Regions from separate parts of the Homo sapiens genome. Here regions 2, 3, 4 and 5 are each linked to region 1. The links are chromatin loops, found by intact Hi-C in ENCODE. Cell type or tissue: heart right ventricle. All regions are shown on one strand. Links, peaks and the distances in the headings refer to the core of each region. The heading gives the core; the rest is flanking DNA.

Region 1 (6,414 bases), core at 853-5,852:
GGAAAATATAATTGAAACTAACTGCTGGATTAAGTAATTTTTAGTAGTACATATAATTTTTAAAATAAAATACATAGACAATTTTGATTAGAGATTTGTTAACTATACTTTATACATAGTTCATGTATATATATATCAGACTCCTCACTATAAATAACTCATAATTTAGTCTTGCAAATTAAGAAATAAAAATGGCATTTGATCATGTCAATTTATTAGAAAATGATAAATTACATTATGTAGATATGAAAAATTGCAGTCTTGGTTGCTTTTAGTAACTTACATTACAAGATATGACTTCTAATTTATTTCACAGTGAATTTTATATTTCTGAAAATACGTGTATTATCCTTTTACTGGAAGTTAAAACTTGAGGTCTGATTTTTTTTTAAGAGTGGCTGATGGCTGACATTATTAAATGTGGGTTGGCTTGCTTAATTAGGTTATATGGTGGATATTTCCCACTAATTAAATGAGCATAACACTGCATTTTGTTCCTGGATGTTGACAGTTTTCAAAGATGCATTGAGTTGAATATTTTAATTTCTCCCTCCCTGCCTAAATATATTGAATTAAACACAACCCCTTTCAGTGAAAGAGCCACTGGTATAGGCTTGTCATTGAGTGAGTCATGGTAAAGACTTTGTGCTCTTAGCGCTCTTCCTTTCAGAAATTGAGGATGTCAGTGGCTCTAATAATAGAATAACAAGTCCATTTTCAAATATATTGGTTTCTTATTGTTTGCTTTCAATATAACAGAAGGGCTGGCTAACAAAGTGTCCATTGACATATTATTAAAAATAATGTTTGATGATAGACTACTGTGATTTTTTTGGTATAAAATTCAGAAGAATTTAAAGAACTGAGTGATATTGTCATAAGAAAACTCTTTCCCATTCACTTTTTTTCTGATCAACGTTGCTCATTGCTCATATCTATGAAGTAAAAATAAAAATAGACTGGATGCTGAACACTCTGTCTTTCTAGTAATAACTAATATTCATTGATAGATATATAAACTAATCCAAAATAAATGAGCTTGATCCATGTCAGTATGAATTGTGTTTTCAATAAGTTTAAATTTTTATCTTTAAAATTACATTAAATTTGTTAATATCTTTATGTTGTTTTGAATAGTTGTTTATAGAAGAGAAAATTTTTAAATCTTTTAGACTGGTGGGCACAGGAAAAAATCATACACATGTTTTTGTAGCAAACATGTATGACAGAATAATCAGTGAAAGACTTTTCAGCATAAAAATGTATTAAATTAGTATAAAATGTATTGGTGAAATGACATAGAAAGTTCAAACAGAGAAAGAAACTACATAAAATTAGGGAAGTGTTCGTCTTTTTTTAAGAAAATGAATAAATCTAGTGTATTTAGATTCTGCTGCATACTTAAAAAATCTGATAAAAAGATTTTATTTGAAAATGTTGATATTTACAATATGTCTCAAACTACATGTTACTTTTCACTTTTTAAAAGATAAATCTTAAACATCAACTTAAAAATGTACAAGAAGATACCTATTTTTCTAAAATTCTTCCAAAATTTTAGGGATTTGTCAGTTGAAGTCCTCTATCTTAGGGGACCATGTTTTCTTGGTGATAACTTTTAAAGTCTGTCTTTTTCTTTATTGAAGGAATTATTTTTGCCTGGATGGTGGCCAAGCCTCTTTATCTCCAAGAGGGGACTGCACCAAGGTCCTCAGGAACATGACCACATTAGTGGTTGAATCAAGGCCCTTCAGCCTGTTCTAACTTACTACCCCAGCCTTGCACTGTGGCCCCCACCAGAGCTCCATACTCTCTCCACATCAAATCTCTCAGTCTGTGACAATATCAGATCCTTTTGTACTTTGGTGCTTTGAACCTTACGTTTCTTCTGCCTGCAGCCATCATCTCACTGTCAAAGGCAAAGGCAAAAACAAAGACAAAAACTAAAACCCAGAACATGTAGGGAGATTGATTTTATTTGGAATTTTGCAATACCAAGAGCACCCCAGATCTGAGGATCAGAGCGTGTCATCAGGGTGGTTTTGCCTTGGATTTTATAACAAAGAGCTTGTCTAAGCTATATGTGGGATGACTTCACAGTTAGGATTTTTTTTTTTTTTTTTTTTTTTGTAATCAGGGGGAGACTCAGTCTGTCAGGTTGTTACTGGAAAGGGGTTCCAATCCAGACTCCAAGACAGGGTTCTTGGATCTCGTGCAAGAAAGAATTCAGAGCTAGTCCATACAGTAAAGTGAAAGCAGGTTTATTAAGAAAGTATAGGAATAAAAGAATGACTATTCCATAGGCAAAGCAGCAGCACGGGCTGCTCAAATAAGGATACTTATAGTTATTTCTTGATTATATGCTAAACAAGGGGTGGATTATTCATGAGCTTTCCAGGAAAGGGGTGGGCAATACCCGAAACTGAGGGTTCCTCCCCTTTTTAGACCATATAGGATAATTTCCTGACATTGCCATGGCATTTGTAAACTGTCATGGTGCTGGTGGGAGTGTCTTTCTGCATGCTAATGCATTATAATGAGCAGTAAGGACAACTAGAGGTCACTTGTGTTACCATCTTGGTTTTGGTGGGTTTTGGCTGGCTTCTTTTCTGCAACCTGTTTTATCAGCAAGGTCTTCATGACCTGTATTTTATGCCAACCTCCTATCTCATCCTGTGACTTAGAATGTCTAATCTCCTGGGAATGCAGCCCAGTAGTGATAGGGACAGGCGGCAAAGAAATTCTGGGCAGAAGAGGGCAGGTCCCTGGTAAGGGCCCCACCCTCAAGCCAAAAAGCCGGAGACTGCAGCCCAAAGTGAGAGTTTACATCGCTGTTTTCCTGCTTGAATGTTGCCTTTTCCAACACAACCCATAGACCCACCCTGCCCCATTCTGTGCCTGTAAAAACCCCAAACCCAGCCGGCAGAGAGAGGAGAAGCAGCTGGACGTTGGCTACTACTGCTGGGTGTTGGAGAAAAGTGGCTTGACTTCAGAGGGACAGATTGACAGCTTCTCTGGTAACTTCAGAGAGGAATCCGGCAGGAGATAGCTGGACTTTGGGGGAAGAATACCTTCCCACTTTATCCCCTTTGCAGCTCTCCTTCACATTGAGAGCCACTTTCATCTGCAATAATATCCCCCACGTTTACCATCCTTCAATTTGTTCACATGATCTCATTTCTCCTGGACACTGGACAACAGCTCGGGAGCTGTGAGTGTGGATGCAAAAAGACTGTCACACTGACCCTTTGCCTTTGTTGGCAGAAGGCAGCTGCCTCACATGAAAAGGCAGAGGGTACACTGAGCTGTTAACGCTTAAGCTGTCCATGGAGGGAAGAGCGAAAAGAGCTCTCTAACACTCCCTCTGGGGCTTCAAGGGTCGTGGGCACCCCCGCAGTGCTGCCGCTGAGCATGCACAGAGTTTGCTCTTGCCAGCACCCAGTAGCACTCACCCTGGCTCCTGCACCCGCTTACCTGTGTGCCCTGTCCGACGAGGGGTGGAAAGCAGCGGGTCTGAGTGAGTGGAGTTTGCTCTTGCCAGCTATGAAGTAGCCAGCTGATTCTAGCACTCGTGTATTCCAGTTCCCGCCTTGTTGGCTTGCTCACTCCCTCCTATGAGGAGTTGAGAGCTGTGGGCTGAGTAAACGGGGCACCCCTGTTGCGAGTTCCACAAAGGGGTCAGTGAAATGTCCTGCTTCAGTAGGTCTCAGCCTTATTTTATCCAGCCAGTATTCAAGTTGCTCTGGTTCGAATGCCTCTGACAAGATGAACAAGAAATGTTTATCTCTGTGTCAAGCTAGTTTTGGGAGGATAAACAGTTCAGCTAATTATTTATGAAACAAAGACAGTTTTTCAGGGTCTGGCTTTGTTATACAGAAACATTTGTGAGTCTTATGTGAGTTAGGAGAAAGAGTGAATTTTGAGTCTCATGTGTCACCTGGGAAGGGGATTCTTTGCAGTAAACCCTTTCCCAGAACACAAAAAGGGTGAGGAATTCTGGAAAGCTACTTTTCAGAACCACAGGGCATAGGTAAATTTCAGTGTCACCAGCCTGGTTAAACCTTTGGGTCCTAAGTACTTCCTTTGTCAAACTGAATCCTCAGGCTCCCCAGGAAATAGAATTGAGACAGGGATTAGCTTGCCGGATGTTTACTGGGAGGTCCTTTTGGGATTAACAGCTGTGGAGAGCAGGTGAGAAAAGCTGTTTAGGGTGGAACAAAATTCCACAAACCAAATCTGGTTCATGGCCTGATTGTATTTGGCCCTGAGATAAGTAAGAATGGTTTTTACATTTTCAATGGGTTTAAAAAAAAAAATAGGCTATCCGACAGAAATTGACCTTATGTGGCCTGCAAAGCCTAAAACATTTTACTCTGTAGCCCTTTCAGAAAAAATTTGCCTACTCCTAGGTTGGAAGGGGGACGGGGAACTGCTGATTCAGTCATAACAAAGGCCTTAGTCAATCCTCCTGGGAACTTGGAAGCTGGGATGATGCTGCAAAGTTGTCTTGAACTGGGGCAAAGGGGTAGGATTTCCCATGTGGTCTGCTCCTGGGAAGGAACCTTATCTTGATGAGGCAGCTGGAGGACGAGTGCTTCAGTCCTCCAGGGAGGGTGGGGGGTGGTGGAAGCATTCACTATGTGAGCCTTCTCTAACTTCCTGAGGGAGAGTTTTTTGCTCTCCTTTCGTCTCCCACAGTGTGAAGTTTTTGCCTAATTAGTCCTTTACATGCCAGTATCCTCCTCTCAGCTGGGACCTACCAGGAACAAGAAGAGTGTGCAATTTCCTTTTGTGCTCCTAGTGCGTAATGTAGAGTCTGGCATAAAGATTGGGCTCACTAGCTATTAACCGAATGAGGAAATATTCTTGCCTTTTATAAGACTGAAATATGGAAAATAATCTGTCTAGGCATTCATAGAATAAGTGGAAGGGTTTTTTAAGAGTCAGATATCTTGTAAACCAGACCTTTGTTTATTTTTATGAAATGGATATGAACGGATGCATGACATTTGAATACAAGAAAAGTAGAATGTCCAATTTCAATCACACACTTGGATTTGGGAGAAATTCTCCCCCTGGCTTCATAAGCTGCCCTATTAATGTTCCTGACACTTCCTGGCATGTGGTAGGAACAATATGGATTTCTCTGCTGGACTTTGATTAGCTTCATTTATCTCTAACTTCCAAACACAAAACTCACTATCTCCTGCCACTCTTCAGATGAGCCAACTTAATTCGCTTCCTCTGGACCTGAATCAGAAAAAGCTGTTAATTCTAGGACAAGGGATTCTAGATCCTGCTTACCATGAAGGGGAATATTGCTTTATTTATTCTTTGTATTGATTGAATCTATAGGAACAAGAAGCAAAGGTACTAATTTCTCAATATTGCTCTCTGTTAAAATTATTATCTCTGAATTGCAGGAAACATAGAGATAACACCTGAAGTTACAATAACTATCGCTCTTTAAAAGGTCCATAGCAAGACTCTGTCTCAAAAAAGAAAAAGAAAAAAAAGATCTTCAGCTCCTGGAGAGCAGAGATCATTACTCATATTGTTTTTCAGTCTATAGTTCCTGTTACAGGGATGTTTTCAGGACAATAACTTGTAGAATGAATTGATGGGAAGTAAATTCTTTGTGATATGTCTAGTACTATAACACAGTATGGGTTAAAGTTTATGCTTTGCTCCACCAACAGTAGATGAACTGTACTTGTTTCAGATATTTTCACATTCTGTAGACTTTTGGGGAGAGTTTACTGTTGGCATCATTTGAAGTTTCTACATGGTCGCTTTCCCAGAAGAAAGCTAATAGAGTGGGCGTGCAGAAAAAGAGAATAGTTTAATTTGACGGACAGCACACCTAGGTTTCTAACTCTGGATGTAGATGGACAGCATTGACAGAGGGATCAAGAGGGACTCTGTTCTATTCTACTGACTCCATATTCTCTCAACATAGCCATTCCAAATACCTTTTGGCTTCAGTGCATACAAGTTGTATTTTAATTATATGCTTAAAATGTAATTGTATATATTTTGAGTTTGGTTATCATAATGCCTATAGTATTTTCTAGTGCTGCAGTATGAACTGTGCATTTCTAATGCACTCTATTTCACAGAATCACATATCTTGGGGTAGATGTAAATTGGCTGTCCAATATTAAGTCTTCGGCTGTCTGTCCTTTGTGCCAGAAACTCCAGGGCATCCTGGGAATACATGTGATTGTGTTTCAAGGGCACCAAACCATCTACAGTACCTATTTGAGAAGTGTCAACTCATTTTCTGTTATACTGTCATTTCCCAGAAAAATATCACTAATAATTTTACAGCTAAATTCCTTCTAATTTAACACTCTGTTTAAAGAGAAATGGATTTTTATCTTTGTGGTTTTGCTTTTTCTGACATATTCATTG
Region 2 (6,414 bases), core at 451-5,450, 52 kb after region 1:
TTTTGCAATGTTGCCTAGGGAATGTTCTCATGAATGCTTAGGTGAATATATTTCGATTAAAATTTATATATATATACATACAACCCACATTTTGATTGTGTCTCCTACCCCATGGGTCCACAATATCAAAGCAATTAGTATTAAGGACCAGAAATTTAGTATGTTTTACAGGCAAAAGTCCTAGAAAGTGGCAAAAGTTCTAGACTATAAATAGTCAGTACCCAATATCTCAACAGCTGGGTAGCAAGTTCCCCTTTAAAAAATCTACTCTTTTCAATTTCCCTGTCTCTATGACCCTTTCCGTCTTAATTTGAGCATACTGAAGTATTTGCTTTGAAAAATCACGTCCACATCTACCATCAGGACTTCACTTCTCTCTCTGGCTGTCTCTTTATTACTCCCTCTCTATGGCCCGGTGCAGTGACTCATGCCTGTAATCCCAGCACCTTGGGAGGCTGAGGAGGGCGGATCCCCTGAGGTTAGGAGTTCACAACCAGCCTTGAGCAACATGGTGAAACCCCGTCTCTACTAAAAATACAAAAATTAGCTGGGTGTCGTGGCATCCACCTGTAATCCCAGCTACTAGGGAGACTGAGGCAGGAGAATCGCTTGAACCCGGGAGGCGGGGGTTACAGTGAGCCAAGATTGAGCTACTGCACTCCAGCCTGGGCAAAAAGAACAAAACTCCTTCATATTGAAAAAAAGAAAGGAATTACTCCCTCTCACGGCCCAAATTTTCATTTTCTTGTCTCCTTGCAACCTGTTCAGTCCCTCTTTCTCTTCTAATTGCTTCACAGGAAAGTTCCCATCACATTCATCAAAGATTTTCTTACTGATAAATTCTAATGAACCTCTTTTAGTCTTCATCTGGTTGTCCTCTCATTAACATTCAATACTGTCGACCTCCACTTCCTTTCCCTGAATTACTTTCTGTTGTAACACCACATTCTTTAGCCTTCCCTCACTCCTCTTTGACCACTCCTGCTTAGTTTCCTTTGCTGGGCCTTTCTCCCTATCCCAAATTTTATCAGATTACAAATAAACTTTCTTTTTGATGAATAGTATTGTCTAACAACAAATAGTTTGGTTTTGACATGTCTTCATTTTTGCTAGACATAACAATATTTTTGTAATATTTGGGTATTGCCCTCTGTATTTTCCTTATTTTTTTTGCCAACTTAAAATAATCAAAAGGCTTGGGATTCAGTTAGAAGAATTTATTCAAGTGCATAGTGTAAGGGTAGCTTTCTGGGACACACAAGACAGCAAAGAATAGTAGTCATTGCTCCTGGTGTGGGAAAAAGTGAAAATTGTTTTATACAGGCAAAAACAGAGGTACAGAACAGAATTACAGTATTTTCCACACAAGGGTTAACATACAGATTTAAGATTTGATTGGCTACGGTTGATTACACTCTAAGGGGTTTGCTTAACATTCTATTGTAAAGAGGTAATCACAAGGTTCTCTATCTCTAAGGTCATTTAGTCAGGGTTTGAATAAAGAATAAGGAGTCTGGTCAATGTATAACATCTCAACACAAAGGTCAGAAAGCAATGGTCATGCACCATCGAAGAAAAACAGCTGTATTACATGACTAAGTTTCCAGGGCTGAACTTTTCTCCCTGACATAATAAATTTGGAAGATCTTCAAATTTTACTTCTTTTAACATTTTATTTAAATCAGTGAAAAATTTTCAAGTGAAAGTGTTGTGACACTAGTGACAAGACATATAGGGCTGATGATAGAACTGAGACAGAAAAAAATGAACTGTGTGATAAATGGAAAGACCACGGTTCTTTTGTGGCATAAGAATGCCCACAGACTCAATGTGTTCAATTGTGGTGGAAAGAAATAGTAAAGAATTTCGAAACATATCATCAAAGATTAAACCCAAATCATAGTCCAATTCTGGAACTTATAATTTTCAGCTTTCTTGGAAGAGAATCCCGCTTCCTATTATATATGAATCTATTTTTCTAGCATTCCCGTACATAGCTTTCATTCAAATTTTAGCTCCATATTAAAGCAGGGAGGTGCTTTTCAATGAGTAAATAAAGAATTAAAGTTACCCTGTAATCCCAGCTACTTGGGAGGCTGAGGCAGGAGAATCTCTTGAACCCAGGAGGCGGAGGTTGCAGTGAGCTGAGATCATGTCACTGCACTCCATCCTGGGTGACAGAGTGAGACTCCGTCTCAAAAAAAAAAAAAAAAAAAAGTTACTTTATCCTACAATATTCAGTCCTTGTGTGTAAAAGAATTGCCTAGAGACTTGTTAAAGGAGGCCCAATTCCAGCCCCACAATTCAAGATTCTGATTCCCTTATTTTGAAGTAGATCCTAGGAATTTGTCCCTTTCCCAAGCACTTCTGATAATATTCTTGATACATGGGATTGCAGAGTGCATTTGGTAAACTCTGCAGTGGAGAGTATCATAAGGGTCATTGTGAAAGAGGGAAGACCCAAGATGATGGAATAATTTGAATGGATGCCTGAGGATGACAAAAGAGAAAGGACAATCAAAGCTCCCTGGAGAAAAGAACTTTACTTTATAACCCAGATTTCAGCATTGTATATAACAGAGCCGGTACTTAAATGTACTTGTTAAATTAAAGAAATTATCCTAAGGGCAGGAATAACCAAGTGAAAGAATGGAACCAGAAGCCTTCAAATTTAGAACAAGTGACACTGATGGTAAATTTTGCTATGCTTCTAAGTTTGAAGGACAGAAAATATTAAGTTAATGATGTTTATGTGTAATACAGAAGAAATTTGAAGAGCCTTTATTACGAATCTTTAATTTAGTCTATACTAGATGCCAGACACTTATGATAGACATTTTAATATACCTGATTTCATTTAATACTTTTTAATGTTGGATAAGAAAATGATGAGCTGAAGCGTTTACTACCAGAAGTTGTAACATTTTCATTGCAATATCATGGTAAGTATTTATATATATATACTTTTCACATATTTCAAATTGTTGGAATAGTACCAACTTGGGAAATATAAAAAAAATGGCATATGGTAAGTCTCAATCATAACAGGCTTATTTTTTGGTGAATTACAATCAATAGCATTATATCACTGTATTCATTCCTCTACTGAGATGTGAATAGGGGTATGGGAAAAAATGGAGTTCTTACATATCTTATTACTGTAGGCTAATTGGAAATATAGTGAAACACTTTTCAGTGACTGTTACAATGCAAATTTACTTGTAAATGTGTAATTGTATCTCTCAAATTGTTTCCTTAGGCACTAAAATTCAAAATATTAGTTAAAAATAAGAAAATAGGAACCTTAAAGGAAACCCATGAAAGAAAAGGTTCTGATAAGCGTGGTAAGGTGGAGGAATGGGAAGAAGAAGTGGCAGATGGAGAGGAGGAGGAGGAGGAGGAGGAGGAGGAGGAGGAGGAGGAGGAGGATAAATTCAAAGAATCAGAAGTATTGGAATCTGTTTTAGGAGACAATCAAGACAAGGAAACAGGGGTAAAAAAGTTACCTGGAGTAATGCTTTTCAAGAAAAAGAAGGTGAGGTGGTGTTTTGTGAAAATCTTACAAGTGATTGGAAAGTTTTCTAATTTTATTCTTGGAGATTTTTTTAAAATTCTGGAGAAAAATCATTTTCCTTCTTATAAAAACTCTAGTCTATCATTTACAATTTACTTTGAAAACATCGATGGTGGAAGATGAATTTTTTAAATTGCCTCTTTTCTTATGTTAGCTGCTTAAACATTTTTTTCTCTAGGCTGAGCACGGTGGCTCATGCCTGTAATCCCAGCACTTTGGGAGGCTGAGGTGGGCGGATCACATGAAGTCAGGAGTTTGAGATCAGCCTGGTCAACATGGTGAAACCCCGTCTCTACTAAAAATACAAAAATTAGCCGGGCATGGTGACGCATGCCTGTAGTTCCAACTACTTGTGACGCTGAAGCAGGAGAATTGCTTGAACCTGGGACGCGGATGTTGCAGTGAGCCGAGATCGAGCCATTGCACTCCAACCTGGGCAACAGAATGAGAGATCCTGTTTCAAAAAAAAAAAAAAAATCTCTATAATTGATAAATATTATGCATTCTTATGAAACAGGCTTTGTGCGAAGTGCAAAAGATGCAGAGATACACAACGTAATTTCCCTGGTCCCAAGTAAAGACAAAGACAAGATTCAATATTAATAATACATAATGTTATATGTATATACATTAGCATGATGAAAGAAAGTATATTAGGTTGCATGTGACACAAAACCAATCCAGCTGGTTTAAATAAAATGATAATTAATTAATTGGCCTACATAGATGAAAAGTTCAGTGAAAGGGATTTTAGTTTAAAAAATGACTTGATATAGTGTCTCACATAAAGTCAGCAGAACTTCAATTCTTTCTCCAGCTTTGCTCCCACTTTCTCTGTGTTGGTGCATGGCTATTGCAAGGAGTCAGCTTTATATCATTTCAGCTTCAAATCCAGTGGAATGCCTATCTCTTGGCAGAGCAACTATTTTTTTTTTTTTTTTTTTTTTTTGTACGTTGGCTCTGATCTGGTTATGCGCACATCCCAGAACCAATTACTGTTGCTAGGGGAATGCAAAGCTCTGTTTAGCTGGCCCAATCTGCCTGACTCATACTTGGATTGAGCATGAGCAAGAAATGTTTTCCCAAAACAAAACTTGGGAAATGGCTAAAAAGAAGTGTAAAAGAAATAGATGCCAGGTTGTGAAATGGCAAATGTTCGCTATGTAATAGAAGTCATTTCAATATAAATTTATTAATGACAAAAATTCCTAAAATTATAAAATTCATGGGAATACACTGAGATCTTTAGGAAAAAAATAAATAGTAATAATTGTGGTCCTCAATACTTATTACATTAATCATGATTTTTAAATTTAAGCTAGCTTATCTTAACATTAAATATTTTTTTGTTCCCAAAAATAATCATATTGAGTTAATCAAATGGTGTTTGAGGAGATAATCTTATGAAAAGATGAAAATCATTTGTTTGAAAGTGTATTTTCTTTACTAGAAAAAATTTTTTTTCCCAATGATTAGCATAAAAATGTAAAATTACTGCATTTTATTTTTAGACCAGGAAGCTAAAAATTGCTCTGGCCTTATCTGATCTTGTCATTTATACGAAAGCTGAGAAATTCAAAAGCTTTCAACATTCAAGATTATATCAGCAATTTAATGAAAATAATTCTATTGGGGAGACACAAGCCCGAAAACTTTCAAAATTGCGAGGTAAATTTTTGTGACTCAAATAGATGAAATGTTTAAATGAGTTAGATTCACTGCTAGGGTGTTAAGATTGCTCAATGATATTTATAAAATGTATATTCTCATAAAATTTCAACACATTTAACATAATTTAGAATGGGGTTACATACCTCAGGTCTCATTAAGTTTTATTTCATGGAACTTAGCCATTAATTAACTTTCCTAAGCCATGACATTTTGATTGAGAATGTCCGATGTGGCCACATTTGTTGAGGGCTGGGGGGCTGTGGTGAGCAGCTTGTATAGGAGAGCAGTGACAGGGCTGCAGAGGGAGGCAGAGCCGAATTAGAAGGCTTGAACTTTGTCCTGGAAGCGAAGGTGCGCAGGAGAAGATTGAACTCTCAGGAGTGGCATGATCCACTCTATTTCTAAACGATACCTCTGATAGCAGCCAAAGGGTGAGATTGCAGGCAGGAAGGCGGTAATAAAGATTTCTGGCAGTGAGAGTGGAGACAGGATGAACTTTGTGGATTTAATAGGCATTGAAGAGGGTAGGGTTAATCAGACTTGGAGGCTCTATGCCTATGGTGAAGGAAGGGGAAGAAATGGCGCCCAGGCTGGACTACCAGATGGCTGTGCAGAGTGTGCATGCCCCACTGCACACCTGTAGAGGTGCCATCTGTCTCTGCATCTTCCTTTCACTGCCTCTAATTCTAAAACTGAGGTGGTTATTCTGTTTGGCAGTGCCCAAGGTAAAACGGGGCCTGAGAAAGAGAATAGAAAGAAGACTCATTATGTGGGGAATGTCCCAAACTTAAAAGGGAATGAGCAACTAACTTAAGAGCCAGGTGACTCTGCTAATCCTCAAAAAATGGCAGTTTTTTTTAGTAGCAGGGGTATGGGGGAAGTAAGGACAATAATGGATACAAAACTATAGTTAGAATGAATAAGACATAGTATTTGATAGTGCAACAGGTGACTACAGTCAACAATAGTTTATTGTACATTTAAAAATAACTAAAAGAGTATAATTGGATTGTTTGTTACACAAAGGATAAATGCTTGGGGTGATGGATACACCACTTATCCTGATGTGTTACTAGACATTGTATATCTTTGTCAAAATATCTCGTGTACTCCATAAATATATTTATCTATGTACCCACAAAAATTAAAAGTTAAAAAAATGCAATCTA
Region 3 (6,414 bases), core at 696-5,695, 280 kb before region 1:
TCCTCCAGAAGAGAAGTCGGAGCTTTAAGCCAGCTCAGAAAAACAGGGAGATGGAGCAGGATCGAGGACTCAAACAGAATAAGTGAACGTTGGGAGAATCCTACATTATAGAAATAGATAACTCTCAGTATTGGTTTTAAAAATATGGCTAGATAACACCATGCCTGTAGGATACAAAAGGCAAATACATAGCTAGAGCTTATCAGATGCCTAGGAATAACCCATTGAATACACAAAAGCAAAAAAAAAAAAAATCACTGACTTTAGTTTGAGAAATTATAAGAGCCAGAGGCTTAAACATCTATGTAAAATAAACAAAGGAAATAAAAAGAATAGAAGACAAAAGATCAACTGAATGGAGGGCATATCATTAGGTGGGAAGCTCTCTTGAAATTATTTGAAAAGAACAATTAATTCTCTCCTGACAAATGTGCCATGGGAAGCCAAGGCCTCTGGTACTGCTCCTGTTTTTCTCTAGCCTCAGATTTTGGTCTCCCTGCCACGACGCTCATATATCTAGTGAGCAGAAACATTGTTCTTCCATAATTCCCACAGAGGCTTTGCGACTGGATCTCTTTGAGGCTACTACCTACCTCTCCTTTTGGGGCTTATTTATTTCTGCTTAGGTACAGCTGGGAGTTGCAATTTCCAACCGGCAGCTCAAGTGTCTAAAGCTCTTTGATGTTTTCATCATTGCAGAAAAATTAAACTAATCCACAGATTATGAAATACATGCTAGAAGAGCACTTGAGAGAAAAGATAAAGAAAAATCCCCAAATTGAGAACAGAGTACAAAGTGCTAAAGTACTCAAGTGTTGTTGAGAACTCCAAAACAGCATAAAAGTCTACCAAATACAAACTCCTGAAACTTCATCATTCTCTCTTACACATATTTTTACTATCCTTTGGAACTTAAAAAAAATACGATTGTTTAGCATTTTTGACAGCCACCAAGCGAACAGAATAAAATGTAAAATTCAATTTCAAAAAATTGATAATTCTGAGCTGCATTAAGAAAGAAAGTATTTTAGCAAAACATCCCAAAGTCTCTGCTCTACAAGTTACCTCCTCTGGAGAGCTGTAATAATATGACCTGTTCTGCTGAGTGTCATGTGATGCTTGTTTTGAAAATATTTTGCATTTCTTAGATGAAGGGCACGCTTTAACACTTCAGATTACAATAACACGGCGTTACATTTCAGCTACTTCAATTCACATCAGTCTCACAATTTGGCAGAAACATTTTTCATCCAATCTGCATTTGTTCTGGTCACCCTGAGAATTCTATTTTTAGAAAAAGGTCTTTAAAAAGGAAGCACAAACACAGAGTTTTAAAAGATATTATCTTGAAACCTATTCATGTTTTTCAGATTTCTGTCCTATGAGATGCTAGTTAATTTTTACGGAGGGTCCTATCTTGCCTGAACTGGAAAAGCAAAAAGGGAAACAAAAGAAAAAGCAATATAGAACAGTAAACTCAGGGAAATCTTTTCTCTTCTAACTCTTTCAGGAGTAGAGAAAAAGTAAGGGTGGAGAATTATTTGTAGGATTATATTTCATATTTTGATTTAAATTTTACAAGGCCTGTTTATAGAGAAAGAAAAAAAAGACCCTGACTACCCTGAAATGCTTATTAAATCTAACAGCATACCTGCTACAGATTAAATGCCAGTAGCTCCTTGACTCATAACACTTTTGACATCCCAATATCTCTCTGCACCGAAGTATATCACTTTTATTGCAGTAAATCAGAAAAACATGGGAGTTTGACACACAGGTTGGTTAAAAGCAAACAAACCTAAACAATTAAACATTTTTTGAGAAAAAACTTTGAGCTTGCAAAGCTTACGACACTTGTCATAAAACACAACCCTGATTCTTTGATAACTGCGTGCATCACTGCTTAAAGAGCACTGGAATGGTACTTTCAGTGGAATTTTTAAAAAAGAAATCTTACCTTGTGATCTCAAAAGAGTAAGAAAGCTCTCTTTTGCTAAAGGGAAGTTCTTCTAGACAGATACTTCACCATAGTGAGGTATTTATTGTAGCTCATTTTTATGAATCCAGCAGCCTCAGCTCAGAGGCATTTTTGGAGAGGCTAGAAGAGGGTCCAGTTAAGGACTCGGACCTGAGGCAGAGGGGAGACTGGTGAGGGAATCAACAGCTGAAGGTGCAGCAGCTAGTGGAAAGGAGCTTTATTTGGGAAGACACTGTTCTCCTGGGAGGCCAATCAGGCTTATAGTGAACGACTGTGGAATTTAGAGGCTTGTGAATGTGGGCAGGCATCAAGGCAGGTTTCAGAAAAAGGCTCCAGTCCTGTGTCGTAAATGGAGGGCAAAAGGGAACCCTGAAACTGTAGCCAGAACTTGGCCCTGGACGATAGTGCTGCAGTGGGCAAATCTGTGGTCTAGCGGCCTGGGACATGCCAGGCAGAGGACATCAAACTTAGAGCAGGAAGATTGATTTCACACTCTGCCGCCTGGTACATCTGAGCCAAGCCTAGTTCTATATAGAACCTGCTCAGGCTAGATTCATCTCTGGAGCTTCAGCTGTTGGTGTCAGGGCCTGCAACTGGGAAACTGGAAGAAGTTTCCGATAAGTCCACTTGTTTCGTCTCTCCCAAGCCACTTCTGTATTATTCTGATCTATTTTTCACCAAGAAGTCAGAGAGGTCCTTCAAAATGTGCCTCATCATTTGACCCCAAACCTGTTCAAATTCTGTCAATGTATTCCTTAGGACATTAGGCTAACACCAAACCTTAACGTGGCCTACCAATCTCAGTATGATTGAGCTTTCCTAATTCATCTGGCCACTCTCCCTATTAATTTCTGCCCTTCAGCCATAGTGGCCTTTTCCCAGCTGTTTAGTGCCCATGCTCCAGCTTTACACTGTCTACTCTGCCTGAATTTCTTTTCCCCACTCATTTGCTGAAGAAGAAACTTGTCCTGCAGCTCTCAAGCCAAAAGTCACTTCCTTATGGAAGTGGAGACTGGGTGAAGTAAGATTTCTTTCATTTTCAAAGCAGTTATCACAACAGTGATCAAATAATTAAGTGTATAATTAGTTGCTCAATGTTTGTCTCCCCTGCTAAGACTGAAAGCTCTGCTAGACTAAGACCACTTTGATGTTCCATTCCACTGTACACTCAGTGCCTACCGATTAAAGACCTTTTGCAAAGTAGGTGCTTAGAAAATAGTTACTGAATAATTGAGTGCATGAAATAAGGGATGAGCATCTCACTATCACATCTTAAATCACAATGGGATCCTTTCTGCACATTTGCAAGGCTGGCCCACTGTAAGGATCAGTCTTGGCCAAGCATTCTATCACATGACATTACAACAAAGAGTGTAGCTTAACAACAAAATAAACCATATCGATGGCTTGCTTCATTTACTAAATTTATTTTTCCCAAATTCTTTTCTTAGAGTTGGACTAAAATTGTTTTTTAGAGAATGAAGGAGAGAGAACAAAAGAGGCAACAAAATACCTCATCAGTCTTCAGGAATGGATAAATCAAATTGAAACCAGCCCAATTCCCACAGAGCTGATATTTTTGGATTTTTTGAATAAACATAGAAATTGGTCCTCCAGGTCTTAAAACATGAAACTTACATTTGTCTTATCTGAGTTCCATCCTCAGGAAACCAACCCTCAGGCAAGGGACTGAAACGTACCAAAACACTACACCCAGACAATGAGATGCCCGACCTCCCATTAGTCAGGATTGCCTCCTTTCCCCTTCCTAATTCCTGTTTTCCAGCACGTACTTACATTCCTCCTCCTGATACATAAAGCCCTCAATTTCAGTTGGTAGGGGAGACAGATTTGAGACTGATCTCCTATTTTCCTGGGCTGACATCGCATGAATAAAAAGGCTTCTTTCCTGGCAATCCTCCTCTCACTGATTGGCTTTCTGTGTGGCATAGCAACGACCTCACCCCTGGTGTTTGGGTAACAAAATGAACACTGTGTTGGTGGCTTTTTCCATGTTCAATCATGAGCTGCTAAGTTTAAAGTAGCTTTCCACAAAATCGCATCAGTCAACAAACTGTTACTCTCATCAACCTAGAAGCTTTGGAATGTTATAAGAGGCCCTTATCTCACCTCCCTGTGGTAATATTGGAGTTGAAGTGCAGCAGCTGACATTGTACCAGTCCACAAATGGAAAAGGAAAATGTGTGCAGGGTTTCCTGACAACTCTGCTCAAACACTGTCAAAAACTACTGCATGTGATGTAGGAGTTGCAAATAGCTATCAATTCAAACTCTAAAATATCTCTTGAATCTGTTCTCTCTTCCTACTTCTGTTCATATCCCTACTTTCACTACCTTGATTTGGACCCTTTGTCATTCCTTGTCTGGGCTATTTTTTTTTTTAAGACAGAGTTTCGCGTTGTTGCCCAGGCTGGAGTGCAGGGGCACAATCTTGGCTCGCTGCAACCTCCACCTCCCGGGTTCAAGTGATTCTCCTGCCTCAGCCTCCCAAGCAGCTAGGATTACAGGTGCGTGCCACCATGCCCAGCTCATTTTTGTATTTTTAGTAGAGATAGGGTTTCACCATATTGGCCAGGCTGGTCTTGAACTCCTGACCTTGTGATCCACTCTCCTCTGCCTCCCAAAGCGCTGGGATTATAGGCATGAGCCACCATGCCCTTCCTGTATGGGCTATTTTTAACAGTTGTATGTTTTTTCTACCTTTTACGTTTTCTTTCTCTAATCTTTTCCCCACCTTGCAGCCAGAATTAGCTTTCTAAAATATAAGTACAGTCATTTAATTTTCTTAAAAAATTTCTATGACTCTTGTTTACATGAGTGATTTTAAAACTTAAAAATAACAACTAAGCTCTTCTTCCAAGTTGAAAATCTAAAAGAGATACATAAGAGAGAAGAAGTGCAGTGAGGTGGAGTGGTGGGGGCGGTGTGCAGAAACTTGACCTTTTGACCCACCCTGTGCTTCCATTAGGGCACTTTTGGGAACCTAAAAGTCTATTGAATGAAAAATAGCTGGCCTCATAAAAGCCAGTCTCTTTGGACAAACATCCATGAGTCTTCATAATCTGACCACACTTCATTCTTCCAACATAACCTCTCACTAGGGGTTACATAATCCACCCACTCATAATTCTCCAGTACTCCCATACTCCATGTGTTTTCATTCATTTCTACTTGGCATATTCTGTTAGTGCTGCTTGGAAAGGTCATACTCTGTTGGACAATTTCGGACTTAGTTTGATTAAAATCCCTTCTGGAAGTCTTTTCAGACTTCCCCAATCAGAACTGGTCTCTCTCCACCACTCAACTTTGGCTCTGTACTTAACCCCATCACAGCACTTAGCACATTGTATTGTCTGTCTTCCTACTTGATGTCAGAAAATATTTTAATTCATCTTGATAAAAGTAGTGTCTTCCTAACACAATGCCTGGCTTATAGTTATGCATTTGCTGAATGCAAGTTGATTTTATCAGGCTTTCTCAGGAAATAAAATTCCTAGGGATGGATTCAATATAACTTTTTCCTCACCACCATGTCCTTCCCTATCACAAAACATACCTACACACTTAAGATACTGTTTTTCTTTTCTCCCTGATTTTAAGTGTGATATTATGATTTACAATAAGAAGTATATACTAGGTCTTTGTAGTTTCCTGGCACACAGCTCCTATGAGTCTTGGAATTTGAGAAGTGGTTGGTGTCTTTTGTGTGCTAATGAGATGATTGGTGGCTGGGGCTCCTGGAAAGTGTCCAGTGGGGGCTTGTTGCCAGGGTGAACCAACCACGTGATTACAAGGTTGAAACTTTTAGCCCCACCTCCTGACCTAAGGGAGGTGAGAAGAACTGGAGATTGATTCAATAAGCAATGGCCAATGATTTAATTAACGATGCCCAGTGAATCCTCCCCTAAACCTCAAAAGGAGAAGGTCTGGGGAGCTTCCAACATAAAAGTGCTGAAAGGGTGGCACATCTATTGGGGGCATGGAAGTTCCACATCCCTTCCCACATACCTGAGCCTATGCATCTCTTCTATTTGGCTTCCTGAGTTGGATCCTTTTTATAATAAATGGGTAACAGTAAGTAAAGTGCTTTCCTGAGTTCTGTGAGCCGCCATAGCAAATAATCAAATCTGAGGAAGGGGTCGTGGGAACCTCTGATTTACAGCCAGTTGGTCAAATTACAGGTGATAACCTGAAGTATCAAGTGGTAGTGTGGGGCAGTCTTGTGGGAGTGAGCCCTTAAAACTGTGGATCTCCAGGTAGATTGTGACAGAAGCTAAATTGTAGGACACCAGTTGGGTCTGCAGAGAGTTGGAGAATTGCTTGGAAAATCCCACTCGTCTGTTGTCAGAAGTGAAGACATTTGAATACAATTATTATGTATCAATTTTAAAAAGACACCCTTTCTGAAAAGAAATA
Region 4 (6,414 bases), core at 923-5,922, 62 kb after region 1:
ACTCAAAGCTGTGTAGTAATTTACTTACAGATTAAACTTTGCAACTCATCAATATACATTAATATAGACATGGCAGGAGAAAGAGTTTTAAAAATCATGAATTATTAGGCTAATGATACTTGCTCATAGAACATTTGGGGACATAGAATCCATTATTAGATTTCAGTAAGTGGTTTGTGTTCCTTTATTTGTATTCTCTATTACCTGACAATGTCAAAATACTTCTTTCTTACAGTGGCTTTAAATTTCCAGACCCCTGGTCTGCCCATGGATCTGCAAAATGGGAAATTTTTGGATAATGGTGGTTCTGGATATATTTTGAAACCACATTTCTTAAGAGAGAGTAAATCATACTTTAACCCAAGTAACATAAAAGAGGGTATGCCAATTACACTTACAATAAGGGTAAGATTAATAAATTTTCTTTTACATTTTTTGGTTATTATATAAACTAGATAGTGTACATTAGTATTTTGAATTCCACTGATTTGCTTCAATTTCTTTTAAATTTCTGTTAATCTTTTCAGGTACTATATGTGGGTAGTATTCCAGCATCCTTCTATATCTGAAAAATGTCTTCCTGTTGTAATTTTACATGAATGATTATCTGCCTGTGAATTGACATATTGAGGCTAAAACCTTCTCCTCTCAAAGTTCTACTATATGATTTCATTGTATTTAGGCATTTAATATTGTGAGATACAGGTCTCAGTTCAGCCCACTAATTACTTTGTGGGCATGTTACTTTTTCTCGCCTTTGATGAATTTTACCTGGAAATTTTAGGAGCCCTTTTCTTTTCCTCAGTCTCCACAATTAGGCTTTTGTAGGTCAGGATTCTTCCCCCCATATGTCTGTGAATATCATTTGATTACTTAAAAAGAAAAATTATCCATATGTCTTTCTCCAGTATCTGTCTTCAGTGTCTGTTAATTTGTGTCAACTTTAACATATTCCCTTTTCCTCTGCATGTTGGGAGAGCTTTTTTGTTTGTTTGTTTGTGAAAGAGCGCGCTTTATTGGGAAGCAGACTGCTGCACAGTGACCAACAGACAGGCCACCCAGTGGGCACTTACACATCGTACTCCAAAAGACACAGGATGTTTTGCTAATAAAAATCAATGGGAACAGAGATTCCTCTGGGCAACTCCCCCAGCCTCATCCCTTTCAGGGACTGAGAAATCACCCAACCATTTTCCTGATGGCAGCCGTAGTTCACTAGAGATACAGCCCCTCAGGGGTGTCTTCCTGTTTCTTATAAAGAACATTTTCTTTAGATTTTTTGAAGTCTTCATTTGTTACTTTCATTCTACGTTCTCTTAAGGCCATCAGACCAGCTTCTGTACAGACTGCCTTGATGTCAGCACCAGAGAGGTCATCTTTAGCCATGATCAAGTCGTGCAGGGTTACATCATCAGCCAGCGTCATCCTGCTTGTGTGAATCTGAAAGATGGGCTTCTTCGTCTTTTCATCAGGCAGGGGGAACTCAATCTTCCTGCCAATGCGGCCTGGTCTGATAAGCGCTGGATCCAAAGTTTCTATTTGGTTTGTGGCCATGATAGCTTTCACATCTACCCTAGAATCAAATCCATCCAACTGGTTCAGCAGTTCCAACGTTGTTCGCTGAATTTCTCTCTCACCACCAGAATTGGAGTCATATCTTTTTGTCCCAATGGCGTCAATTTCATCAATAAACACAATGGACGGTGCACGTTCTTCAGCAACTCGAAACAATTCCCGTCCGAGTTTGGGCCCATCACCTAGGTACTTCTGAATAAGTTCAGAGCCAACCACTCTCAAGAAAGTGGCTGAGGTTTGGTTTGCTACTGCTTTGGCTAACAAGGTTTTACCTGTGCCAGGTGGACCACAGAGAATGACCCCCTTGGAGGCTTTATACCCATCTCTTCATAATATTCAGGATGGGTGAGAGGAAGCTCCACAGATTCCTTAATTTCCCGAATTTGGTTGTCCAACCCCCCAGTATCTGCATAGGTCTCTTGGGGGGCCTTTTCCACCTTCATCACTGTGACCAGGGGATCCATGTCATCCATCAGCACCCCTATCATGGTATGCACCTTGTGGTTGAGCCTGACCGAGCAGCCAGGTTCCAGAAGATCCTTGTCTGCAAATGAAAGAATGCTGATGTAGTGTTCTGAGCCCACAGATGTAGACACGATGGCATGATTGTCATCAATGATCTCTTCCAAGATTCCTACTGACATTGGGGTCCCCCTCAGATCATCCACTTTTGATCTTTTCCCTTCTTGCTTTTCTTCTAATGGTTTCATTTGTTCCTGATTTCTAATGAATTCTTCCTCCATGAGAAGATAGTCTTTAATTCTCTCTAACTTCAGTAATTTTAACTGGCACTGAGTGTGAGGTGTCACCAGTGGCAGTTTGCTGGCAGCATCTGGTCCCTTTGTTTTCTTCTTCTTTTTCCCCACTGTAGTTGGTACAGGAGGTTCATATTTCTTTTTCTTGTCCTTGAGTTGTTAGAGCTTGTCATCCTTCTTGCCACCTCCAGGACCATGACCACCACTCTGACTTTGACCCATCTTGCCTTGGCCTGGGAGAGCTTTTAACATTTTTTCTTTATGTTGATGATTCAAAGTCTGTATTTGATTTTGTTCTTTACTGATTTCAATGTAGAAATGATTTTTTTCTCCTGCATAATTAGTCCTCCTGCCCCATTGCGGTTGACCTCATATTGCTTCCTTTTTATTTCTGTCTGTATCCCACCTAGCACCTTTCCTCCAGACTCTCGTCTTATTATTTTAGCTTTTATTTTATCACATCCTGTAAAACCTTATGGAGCATAAAAGCAGTTGTCTAAGATTTGTTTCCATTAGTAAAGACTTTTCAAAACGTTTTTCTTTTTCCTCTATAACCTAAGTGCTATGCTTATTTTCTTTTTAAAATGTCATTAAATCTTTTGAAAAACCTCTAGTTGCTTTTTCTCTCCACTTACTTATGAGCAGTTCTATTTTAGGCTATAACTGTACCTGTTGTTTGCAAATCAATAGAGTGGCTATGGTTTCATTGGTCCCTCTTTCTATTTAACTAGTTACTCCTAGAACTGTATAAACCATCTCAGATCCTACCTGGAATTTTGTAGTGTTTATGTTTCTGTCCCTGGCCAGCAATGTCATTACTTAGTGAAGCTCTGCCAGCTGCTGAGCGCTCCTCTGCTCCCCATTACCTGGCTGTTAGAGTGCAAGAAATGCTGGGGCCTCCAGAATGTGCTTCTCCTGCGACTTTTCCTGGCTCAGCTCCTTTTTCCACCATCGTAATACCACAGGATTTGGGAAGCTACACTCCACGTCTACTTCAGGACCTAGCCACTTTATCTCAGCTGAGAATGGGAGGATTGAGAGCTGTTTTCCAGAAATTAATGTGGAAAGTATAGCAAAGATGACCAGGACTAGAATGATCCTGACCATTGCAGGAAACAGTGCCTGTGAAGTATGTAGCTGGCTTTTGTATTGTCTGTTAAGGAGTTTGTGACTCTGATGTAGAAGCATTTAATGGATAGGCAGCAATTGCCTACAACACTGGATTGTTGGTACTCCTTCAAGGTCTGGCAAAGAATTAACTACTGACTTCACTTTACAATGCTATTATAATGTTGACATCTTTTTGTAGTTGATCTGGTAAAAAGAAGTGGCAAATCAGCCACTTTGAAGAGCCCTTCCATTTCTACACACATTGCTCTTCTATGCTCTGGGACTGGACTCTCCTTTTACCCCCTACCTTCCAAGTGATTGTCATTTTTACTTGTGGCTTCCTCTTTCTCTGCCTTCCCTTAAGATATTTATGTTAACTAAAGTCTTTCCTTAAACCTTGTCTCAAACTATTCTCCTTGGATTCTGTTACATAAACATTCATAGTTTCACCACCAACAATGCTCAAGTCTTTAATTGGACATGATTTTGGGAATCTAAAGGCATATTTTAGCTCACTGAGCATCCTTACCTCCTTAATCACCATTCTGTCAAATTTAAAATAGTAAAACTTGAACATCCCTTCCTAATCAAATCTACTTCTGCTCTTACTTAAATGTCAACAAATTGCCCCATTCTTCCACTCTGCTCGGACTAGAAAATTGGGAACCATTCTAATCTTTCACATCTCCTTCACATCCCACATCCAGACCAACGTTAAATTCTGCTGATTCTATTCCTAAATATTTTCCTTCTCCATTCTCTTGATCTGACCTATTTTGCTGCTCTCCTGTATCAGGAATTTACTACCTGTCATCAGGTCTATTTCTTTGGCTTCCTGATGGTTTCAGGTAGCCTGTCTCAGTCCTCCATATCTATTCTCCACAAGTTGACCGGAGAGATTTTGCTACAGTGCTAATATTATCATGCATACGTAATATTTATTTGTGTCTCTTGACTACTATCTTAGTCAGGCCTTGCCCTACTTGCCTAGCCCTATCTCTCACCACTTCTAGCCTTTCATCCTGTTCTACAACCATGTGGAACTAGGATCCTTCTCTAACCATGACTCACCTCCACGAATTGCGTAGGCTCTTCCTGTGACTAGAGCATTCTTTCAGCCTTACCTGCCTATTTCATTTTGACTCAGTTTTCAAGACTTAGGAATCATGTCTTTTTGAAAGCATTTTCCTAGGCTAGGTTAGCTGTGCTTCTTTTCATAGCTTTGCTGTTTTCCGTAACACCCTCTGCATGCATATATTATGGCATTTATCACAAGGTTTTATAATTGTTTATTTACTTGTAACTTGTCTTCTCCATTTGTCTGAGGATTCTTTAAGGATAAGAGATGTGGGCTGGGTATGGAGGCTCACATCTGTAATCCCATCACTTTGGGAGGCTGAGGTGGGCAGATTACCTGAGGTCAAGAGTTCAAGACCAGCCTGGCTAACATGGTGAAACCCTGTTTCTACTAAACATACAAAAACTTAGCTGGGCATGGTGGCATCCAACTGTAATCCCAGCTACTTGGGAGGCTGAGGCAGAAGAATCGCTTGAATCCAGGAGGCAGAGGTTGCAGTGAGCCGAGGTCGCACCGTTGCACTCCAGCTTGGGTAGCAAGAGCCAAAGTTCGTCTCAAAGAAACAAACAAACAAACAAACAAACAAAAAACAGATGTGTTTTGTTCCACCTTATTTGTGCCTTACACAAAGTATATGCCCAATATATCTAGGTTCATTGAACAAATACATTATTTTTCCTGTTATGAATAGTAAAGAGAACATATGTGCTCTTTTATTGAGAAAGTGAAGGTGGAAGGCAGCTAGTGTGCACAAATGCTCACAAGTGCCACGTTTGTATTCTGAGGAGTCTCTTGTTGAGGTGTAACTGGCATGGAGAGTTAATGATTCTCCAGGAAGCTGCTGCCATGGCCATGTGGGTCTTTCTCTGTTGCCTCTATCACTCTAGGGAGCTTTGTGATTACTTTATGACTTGCTCAGATAGTAGAAGGCACGATTTGGGAATCAGAGAGCCAAGTTTTACTATAAGCTTTCTTAAGTTCTTGATGAAGGCATTTGACATTGCTGCTTTACTCTTCGTCACCTGCAATCTGAGAGTTTTGGTCTAGGCCAGTTATTTTCAAATTTATAAAAGCTACAGGACTGCTTTCTAAATCCAAAATCTTATGGGTAAGGCCAATGGGTAACAACAGAGTTGACCACTGAGGGCTTATTGTTTGATATCCCTTCCTCTGCATTGGCTCCTGTACAAACAAATTTGTTAATTTATTTACAAATTATTTGATCAATGCTCCCTAAACCAGGGGTGTCCAATATTTTGGCTTCCCTGGGCCACGTTGGAAGAAGAGGAATTATCTTGGGCCACACATAAAATACACTAACACTAACGATAGCTGATGAGCTTTAAAAAATGCAAAAAGAATCTCATAATGTTTTAAGAAAGTTTATGAATTTGCGTTGGGCCGCATTCAAAGCCACCATGGGCCACATGTGGCCCGCAGGTTGGACAAGCTTGCCCTAAATTCTCATTCAGTTTTCATATTCAATTATGTTTTTCAAAATTAGATAATTTTTTTTTTCTTTCTGGAATGAGGTACACCGAGCTGAACCTACTCCATTTTGGGAAGGGTCTATTACCTGTAAAGTGATATTTAGCGGGTCTATAGTGGTATTGGGACCAGTGTACTATATGTTTATGGCCATTGTTCTTTCTAGTTACTTTGATGTCTAATTATGCTGATGCCCATTCCATGCTGATTGCTAAACAGTTGCATAGTCATACTGGCTTCTAGCTAATGCCGTAATCTGTGGAATTAGGAAAAATCACACATTAGTGTTTTTTCTTTTCCTTTCTTTTCTACTCCTTCTCTCCCTCCTTCCTTCCCTCTTTTCCTTTCTTTATTCCTTTATAATCAAACTTAATTATATATTTGTTTCTCCTTATGTAACCTTCAGAA
Region 5 (6,414 bases), core at 450-5,449, 430 kb before region 1:
TTACAACATCTCTTTCAACCACCAGAGGGCAGAAACAGCATATTGTTATTCCTCGACCTTCTGATTTAACAAAGCATTTAGAAGGAATAAAATATAAATTCTGCCCAAAGAGAAAGGAATGTTTCTTAATAAATAGGAAGCTATTAAATTCTGCATACAATGCCCAAAAAAGCTTATAGATGAAAGCTCAGTTAGAATATAGGACTTCAAGGGGTGGATACGAACCATAAATGGTATTCTAAAAAAGGAAGAAAGCAAAAAACAAGAGGTTGAGAGCTTTGGGTCAGTTTCAAAAAAACATGACCAGAGGGAATGTAGACTGGACTCAATTTCAATCTAAACTTTTTACTCTTACTCCATTTCTTCTAGCTACTAATTAGAAAGTAGTTGGCATTATTCTATAGAAGAAAGTAAATTTGGTATACTAAATTCGAGCTTATTTTCAGTTATTCACGTTATTACCATCCAACTTTCTTGTTCTATTTCATCAAAACGAACATCATTGTGAACCTGCCAGGAGCTACATCTACTGCCAAGTGCAGTGACCAGAAAGAAACAATCACCCTCACTGTGGCCAACCTAACTTAGAACTATTATCTGACTGCAGATGTGACAATGTCCTTTGATATTTTATTATATATCAAGTACTTCCCAACTGCTCTGTTATTTTTAATGGTACCACCCATCAAACAGTTTATTGAATTATATTTCTATATATCGTCATTTTCTACTGAACTGAAAGCTTACTCCTAACAAAATTAGCACAGCCATTTTCCTTTTTTCTTCAAGTTACCTAACTAAGCTAGAGCCAGGGACAACTAGCCTTATTATTAGTATTTTATGGGACCTCTGGCAAATTACGTTGTATCTATGGGTTTATGGTCTGAGTCCTAAGACATGTATGTGGTTGGCAAGTATATTTATAAGCCTAGAGAGACAGATAACAAATGAAATGCAATCCAAATATTTCACAAAGGATATTCTTATGAAAGAGACTGAAGAAGATAAATGTGTTAATTCTTGATTAATCCAAAAGGCATTAATAAAAATATCCCATCCCCTCAACTACAATAAATAACAAGATTTTATATGTATGTGTGTGTTATTAATTAGTTAATGGCTATCCTTGGAACAACTTGATCTTCATTACTTTTTGTTTCATTGGGCCCCTACAGATATGGAGACTCCCGAATCATTTGCATTCTTTAAGATATGTTAAGTACACAGGCATTCTTCATGGGAATGGGACTCTTCCAGCCTCAAATAACAGAAAATCCAATTCAAATTAGCTTAAACAAAAGGAGGGAATGTATTGGTTCAATTAATTTAAAAGTTCAGGAGTAGATTCAGGAATGGCTAGATCCAGAGACTCAACTAATATGATAAAGTGTGTATCTATCTGTCTCCGTTCTTTACCTCCTACTCTTCTCTCTCCTCCTCCCAGGCCATCCCTACCCCTCCTCTCTCTGTCTTTCTCTCTGTTATTGCCCCATGAGGACAGCTCTAGGCTGACATCTTTACAGCTTCAAATCCAACATAAGACATTCTCGTTCTCCAGAGCTTAAGGAAAGTCCCAGGATCTAGTATTACTGGTCCAGCTTACATAATGTGCACACCCTGGTCAATGACAGGATCAGGAGGTATGGAACAAATACTGACCAGACCTGAGTATAATAACAAGTACTGAATAAGGAGTTTTTCTCCAAGGTAAATGTGAGTTAGATTCTCAGAAGAAACAGAGGATGGACAGGGCACAAAAGAAATGTACGCCATCTCTGTATCACAGTTTCAAAGAGGTCCATTAATCTCCTCTCCAAAGTGAAGAACCAATGTTAAAAGAAAAAAAAAAAAGGTATAGAGAAGAAGTACATTTCTAAAATGTCGATTTAAATCTAACCCTGCACTATATTGCTCACAAGTAACTGATACCTTAATCAAATACAGTGCCTTACTCTGCTTCCTCAACTTGTAAGCACTGCATTTGCCTCCACCGACTATATAACAATCACTTCTTGAAGTACTGTTTTGTCTTCTGACTGTGGCTTCCAGGACCTGCATTAGCGGAGTTCTACCTCTCTGATTTTTATAGGTATTCCCCAGTGTCCTCTCCTCTTTTTCTATCTTATCACTTCTATTCAAGTAACTCTCAAATATTCATTTCCAGGCTAAAAATTCTTTGAAAAATTCCATTCCCGCATTTTTAAAAACCAAATGTAGATCTCAAAACCTATAGCCACACCCAAAATATTCAAAACAAACATCACTTATTCTCTTCAACAAAATTAGCCTTTCCTACCTCTCAATCTATCTGTGAAATGATCTGATCATTCAGACATTCTGTCTTCCATGAAGACTTCCTTCCCCTCTCTCTTCACAAGACAGGGGTATGCTTTCACAGCACCCTACTCACCGGCACAGTACTTATCCCATTTCATTGTGATGACTAGCTTACTTACTGAGCTCTTACACGAGAATATAAACTCACTAGCAAGGGCATAGCTGTATCTCACATGTACATCCTACATCCAAGTACAAATAGCCAGTACATAAAAAGTCCCCAGCAAATGTTTAATGAGAAAGGGGCAGAGGGATTCATTTTTATTAAAGATCTGTCAGCCATAAAACCAGATTTTTGGGGGTTTACTATTCAAATAGACTATGGCTTGATAAATAAGGTCTAGGCAACAAGACTGCTACCAAAATTTATACAGCAAAAAGTCAGGGAATAGAATGAAAATTTAAAAATCACTACTTTCTTCTTATCTTTTTCATAGCCATTCCCCGAGGATTTTTAAAATTACTTTTAAAATAATAATAATAGATATTAAACACTAGGAAACTTTGTTCCTCCAAAGGACTAAAAACAACAGTCCATCCATAGGCACCAGACGTGGTTTCTGTAGAGGCCTTAACAAATTTTTCCTTATAAGACCAGGCACAGTGGCTCATGCCTGTAATCCCAGCACTTTGGGAGGCTAAGGCAGGTGGATAATCTGAGGTCAGGAGTTCGAGACCAGCCTGGCCAACATGGTGAAACCCTGTCTCTACAAAAAAACACAAAAATTAGCTGGGCGTGGTGGTGCACACCTGTAGTCCCACCTACTCGGGAGGCTGAGGCAGGAGAATCGTTTGAACCTGGCAGGCAGAGGGTGCGGTGAGCCAAGATCACGCCACTGTGCTCCAGCCTGGGCAATAGAGCAAGACTCCATCTCAAAAAATAAAAAAAGAAAGAAAATAAAAAAATTTTCCCTTGTAAGTATCAAGCAATCCAGCTGCTGTTCCTTGAAACACCAAGAGATGGCCTTTTGGGGCAGAGCAGACTGAGAACAACTAACTCAATCATTGAAACCCAAACCACTTGCTTCTCAGTGACATGCCTCTTAACATTAAAGTGTCGTTACAATCTGAATTTTGGTTTGAGAAATTCATTATTATCGGTTTCTGTGACACTAAACATACTACTTAATATTCTACATTTTCTCACCTGTAAAATGATAATACTAATAATTATCCCACAGGGTTGTTGATAATAAGTGAACATGTAGGAAAAGTACCTAAAGCACATTTGGTGCTCATGAAAGAGAATATGATAACAGTGGCTCTCTGGCACTCAGAGGAAACTAAGGTTTGCTGGCTTCACTAAGCTGACACCTCTTTCCAGAGTCAGCTGATAATGATAACAGCTTTCTTTAATCTATACAAGGGAGATACTATTTATACTCATCTATCTATCTATGTAAAATACAATAATATTTCCTTTTCATGACTCCTTAAGTTGTATATAATTTTAAACAAACTTGCACATTGAATTCATCCTTGCTGTTTCCCCCACTCTCCTTTTAATCTCCTTTAAGTTAACCATGTTTTGGTGTTTATTTTCACTAGTGGTTTTTAAACTTTAATTAGCAACAGCTCTGTTTCATTGCTCTTCAGAAATTTAACTTTCAAAAAACATAAACTTGTTTTGTTCATCTGTGACGAAATGACAACAGCTTTGTTTTGTGGGACGTTTAAACATTATTCTCTTTGATTTTCTTCTTAAGACTGTTCACACTGACACCAAATAGTTGCAGTCTGTGTTGTTTTAGTACATTACACATAACCTTAGAAACCTTATCCTATTCAGTCTGGCATTTGACAGCAAATAAGAAAGTTAAATATGCTGTATTTCTAATATTATACTTGTTGGGTTCAGTACTTATACTTATTTTTGTTTATTTCTAAGCAGCAGACAAAATGTTTCTGGTATTTTATTTCTTCTCCATTACTTCTGTATAATTCTGACGGCAATAATGCAAGGCAACATTAATTCAATGTAAAGCAGGCACTAGAAATATGGTAAGGGAGAAGAGGAGGGTCTAGTCAATGCTACTTCGTCTTGCTATTGTTAGAGTACTCAAATTAAAAGTACATTTCAACTTCCATTATTAACTATAAGCAAAATTACAAATAACATGGACATTTTCCTAAAACCACCTTGGTTCCATTAAATTTTGTCATTCATTTTAAAGTTCCCATATACAACACCTTTGCAAGAAACTGAAGCTTTTCCTTTAGGAAAGGATTGATGGAAAGGATTAATCTATGAGAATACAGCACAATCAAAACATCAAAAATGCCAAAACTGTCTCACTGGCAATAATAAAAGAAAGAAAGAAATCGCTTGGATGCGAAAAAACAATCTGCTTCACAGCTCAAATTCTAGAAATGTAAAGAAAAAGTGCCCTCATCTGGCCAAACAAAAAACTTAAAATTTTAGGAGCATGTGTTAACTCTTGCTCAAGACTAATTTTCTGGGCTTTAATTGGTATATAAATAAGTCTTAAAAAGTAAAAATAAATAATAACCCAACAACATAAATTTTTGCTGCCTTTAAAAAACATAACTGTTTGCTGCTAAAAATAACTACTGAAACCATAAGATAGAAAGCAAATTATGTAATATATAATCTCTTGAGAGCAAGGACTATGTAGCAGTAATCATCTTTGAGCTCACCCAGATCTAGACACATAATCCTCAGTTTTATTTCTGATGAAGCTAATGAATGTAGTCGAATTGCAGTTGAATACAAATTGTCCCAATCAGCAAAAACATCCTTGACATTACCCATTACCTTACCTTAGTTGTCTTAGATTAATAATTTGTTCTCTAAGGGGCTTTTTTTGAGTCAGAGTCTCACTCTGTTTGTTACCCAGGCTGAAGTGCAGTGGCGCGATCTCGGCTCACTGTAACCTCTGCCTCCCAGGTTCAAGCACTTCTCGAGTCTCAGCCTCCCGAGCAGCTGGGATTACAGGCGCCTGCAACCACACCCGGCTAATTTTTTGTATTTTTAGTAGAGACGGGGTTTCACCATGTTGGCCAGGCTGGTCTCAAACTCCTGACCTCAAGTGATCCACCCGCCTAGGCCTCCCAAATTGCTGAGATTACAGGCGTTAGCCACCATGCCCAGCCCTAAAGGGCTTTTTAAAATATCAAAATAACCAATACAGCCACATTAATGTTTTTTCAGCATCACCTTTTACTATATTGAGTTAGTGGTATAGTAAGACTTCAAAATCTTTATTTCAATGCTATACAATTATTGTGCTTTATTCAACAAGAGATTTCAAAAACTTTAAAAGATAACACATTTTAGGTACTGTTGTTCTACTTCATTTAATCACATTATTTTCCTTTAATAATCTTATCTTAGTGCTAAATTTAAGTTCCTTTACAATCTAAGCAGAATTCAATTCTAATTCATACCAGTACTGGTCTGTGGCTATCCAATGTGCTATAGTCTTCCATTTCGTTATACCTAGTTCAGGTCATCTCAAGTAAATAGTGAAATATTACTATAGAGTTCTTTTTAATCTGATATTTTCCATTATATTAGAGAATCAAAATTGATTTTTTTTTTTTTTTACAATTTCAACTATCTGCCTATCCATGTGAAACATATAAAACTTTAGAATGGTGGTTCTGAATGCTGACTGTGCACTGTGGAGTTCTTTAAAAACAGATCCCCAGGCTCCACACCAGAGGTGTCTGACTTGGGTCTCGGGTGAGCTTAGGCTTGAAGCTGTGGCTGATGTTTTTTAGGAGCCGTAGGTGCATATAAAGCACAGTCTCAGGAATCGGCTTTGGAATACAGTTTAAAAAAAAAAAAACACTATATTTTTCAAAGATATATATTTTTTAAATATTTATATTACTTCTATAACAAACAATTCAGTTTTAAAAACTCATATGACCAACATATTTTAAATCACCATTGTATTGCATGGGTCTTTAGAAATATAATTGCAACAATCACTGTCAATTTTTTTGGCCAAATAATTAGTCATCATATTGGTGAATTTCTAAAATATGCTTGCAGATGTAAAATTATTTGTGCATCAAAAATAATAACAAGGTGCCTTTTAAATACCATTA

Evidence for each region. A loop is a pair of places that touch in the nucleus more often than their neighbours do. Peaks named below come from ENCODE experiments on the same cell type or tissue, not always from the same donor. Only the 100,000 strongest peaks of a DNase experiment are listed, where the experiment ranks them.
Region 2: a loop joins it to region 1, with 2.3 times the contacts of the local background. A loop is called at or near these places in 4 of 110 quality-filtered maps.
Region 3: a loop joins it to region 1, with 6 times the contacts of the local background. A loop is called at or near these places in 6 of 110 quality-filtered maps.
Region 4: it touches region 1 in a loop (2.9-fold over the local background); 4 of 110 quality-filtered maps call a loop at or near these places.
Region 5: it touches region 1 in a loop (4-fold over the local background); 7 of 110 quality-filtered maps call a loop at or near these places.

Annotation. Positions count from the first base shown.
Region 1 is chr12:18,750,831-18,757,244 of GRCh38, reverse strand. It overlaps LOC102724227 (a long non-coding RNA gene), which reads right to left and starts at 4,085. Exons shown (of 6, transcript XR_001749032.2): 1 at 3,475-4,085. RefSeq lists an enhancer at 3,285-3,856. In heart right ventricle, for the core only: no CTCF peak of the experiment used is centred there; DNase peaks (open chromatin) are centred at 3,285, 3,454 and 4,540; H3K4me3 peaks cover 1,573 bases; H3K27ac peaks cover 3,744 bases.
Region 2 is chr12:18,698,622-18,705,035 of GRCh38, reverse strand. It overlaps PLCZ1 (phospholipase C zeta 1), which reads left to right. Exons shown (of 15, transcript NM_033123.4): 8 at 3,260-3,344; 9 at 3,468-3,535; 10 at 5,086-5,242. It also overlaps a transcript of PIK3C2G not described here. Among named protein-coding and RNA genes, the nearest start is that of PLCZ1, 36 kb to the left of the region's middle. In heart right ventricle, for the core only: no CTCF peak of the experiment used is centred there; no DNase peak of the experiment used is centred there.
Region 3 is chr12:19,034,462-19,040,875 of GRCh38, reverse strand. It overlaps LOC107984527 (a long non-coding RNA gene), which reads right to left and starts at 4,047. Exons shown (of 2, transcript XR_001749033.1): 1 at 3,776-4,047. RefSeq lists a silencer at 3,747-4,041. In heart right ventricle, for the core only: no CTCF peak of the experiment used is centred there; no DNase peak of the experiment used is centred there; H3K4me3 peaks cover 3,434 bases; H3K27ac peaks cover 4,873 bases.
Region 4 is chr12:18,688,901-18,695,314 of GRCh38, reverse strand. PLCZ1 (phospholipase C zeta 1) reads left to right here. Exons shown (of 15, transcript NM_033123.4): 12 at 236-405. It also overlaps a transcript of PIK3C2G not described here and the pseudogene PSMC1P9. Among named protein-coding and RNA genes, the nearest start is that of PLCZ1, 46 kb to the left of the region's middle. RefSeq lists an enhancer at 3,887-5,086. In heart right ventricle, for the core only: no CTCF peak of the experiment used is centred there; no DNase peak of the experiment used is centred there.
Region 5 is chr12:19,180,530-19,186,943 of GRCh38, reverse strand. The region is part of intron 3 of PLEKHA5 (pleckstrin homology domain containing A5); the gene reads right to left. Among named protein-coding and RNA genes, the nearest start is that of PLEKHA5, 54 kb to the right of the region's middle. In heart right ventricle, for the core only: CTCF peaks have their summits at 3,297 and 4,734 (motif pointing left); no DNase peak of the experiment used is centred there; H3K27ac peaks cover 4,763 bases.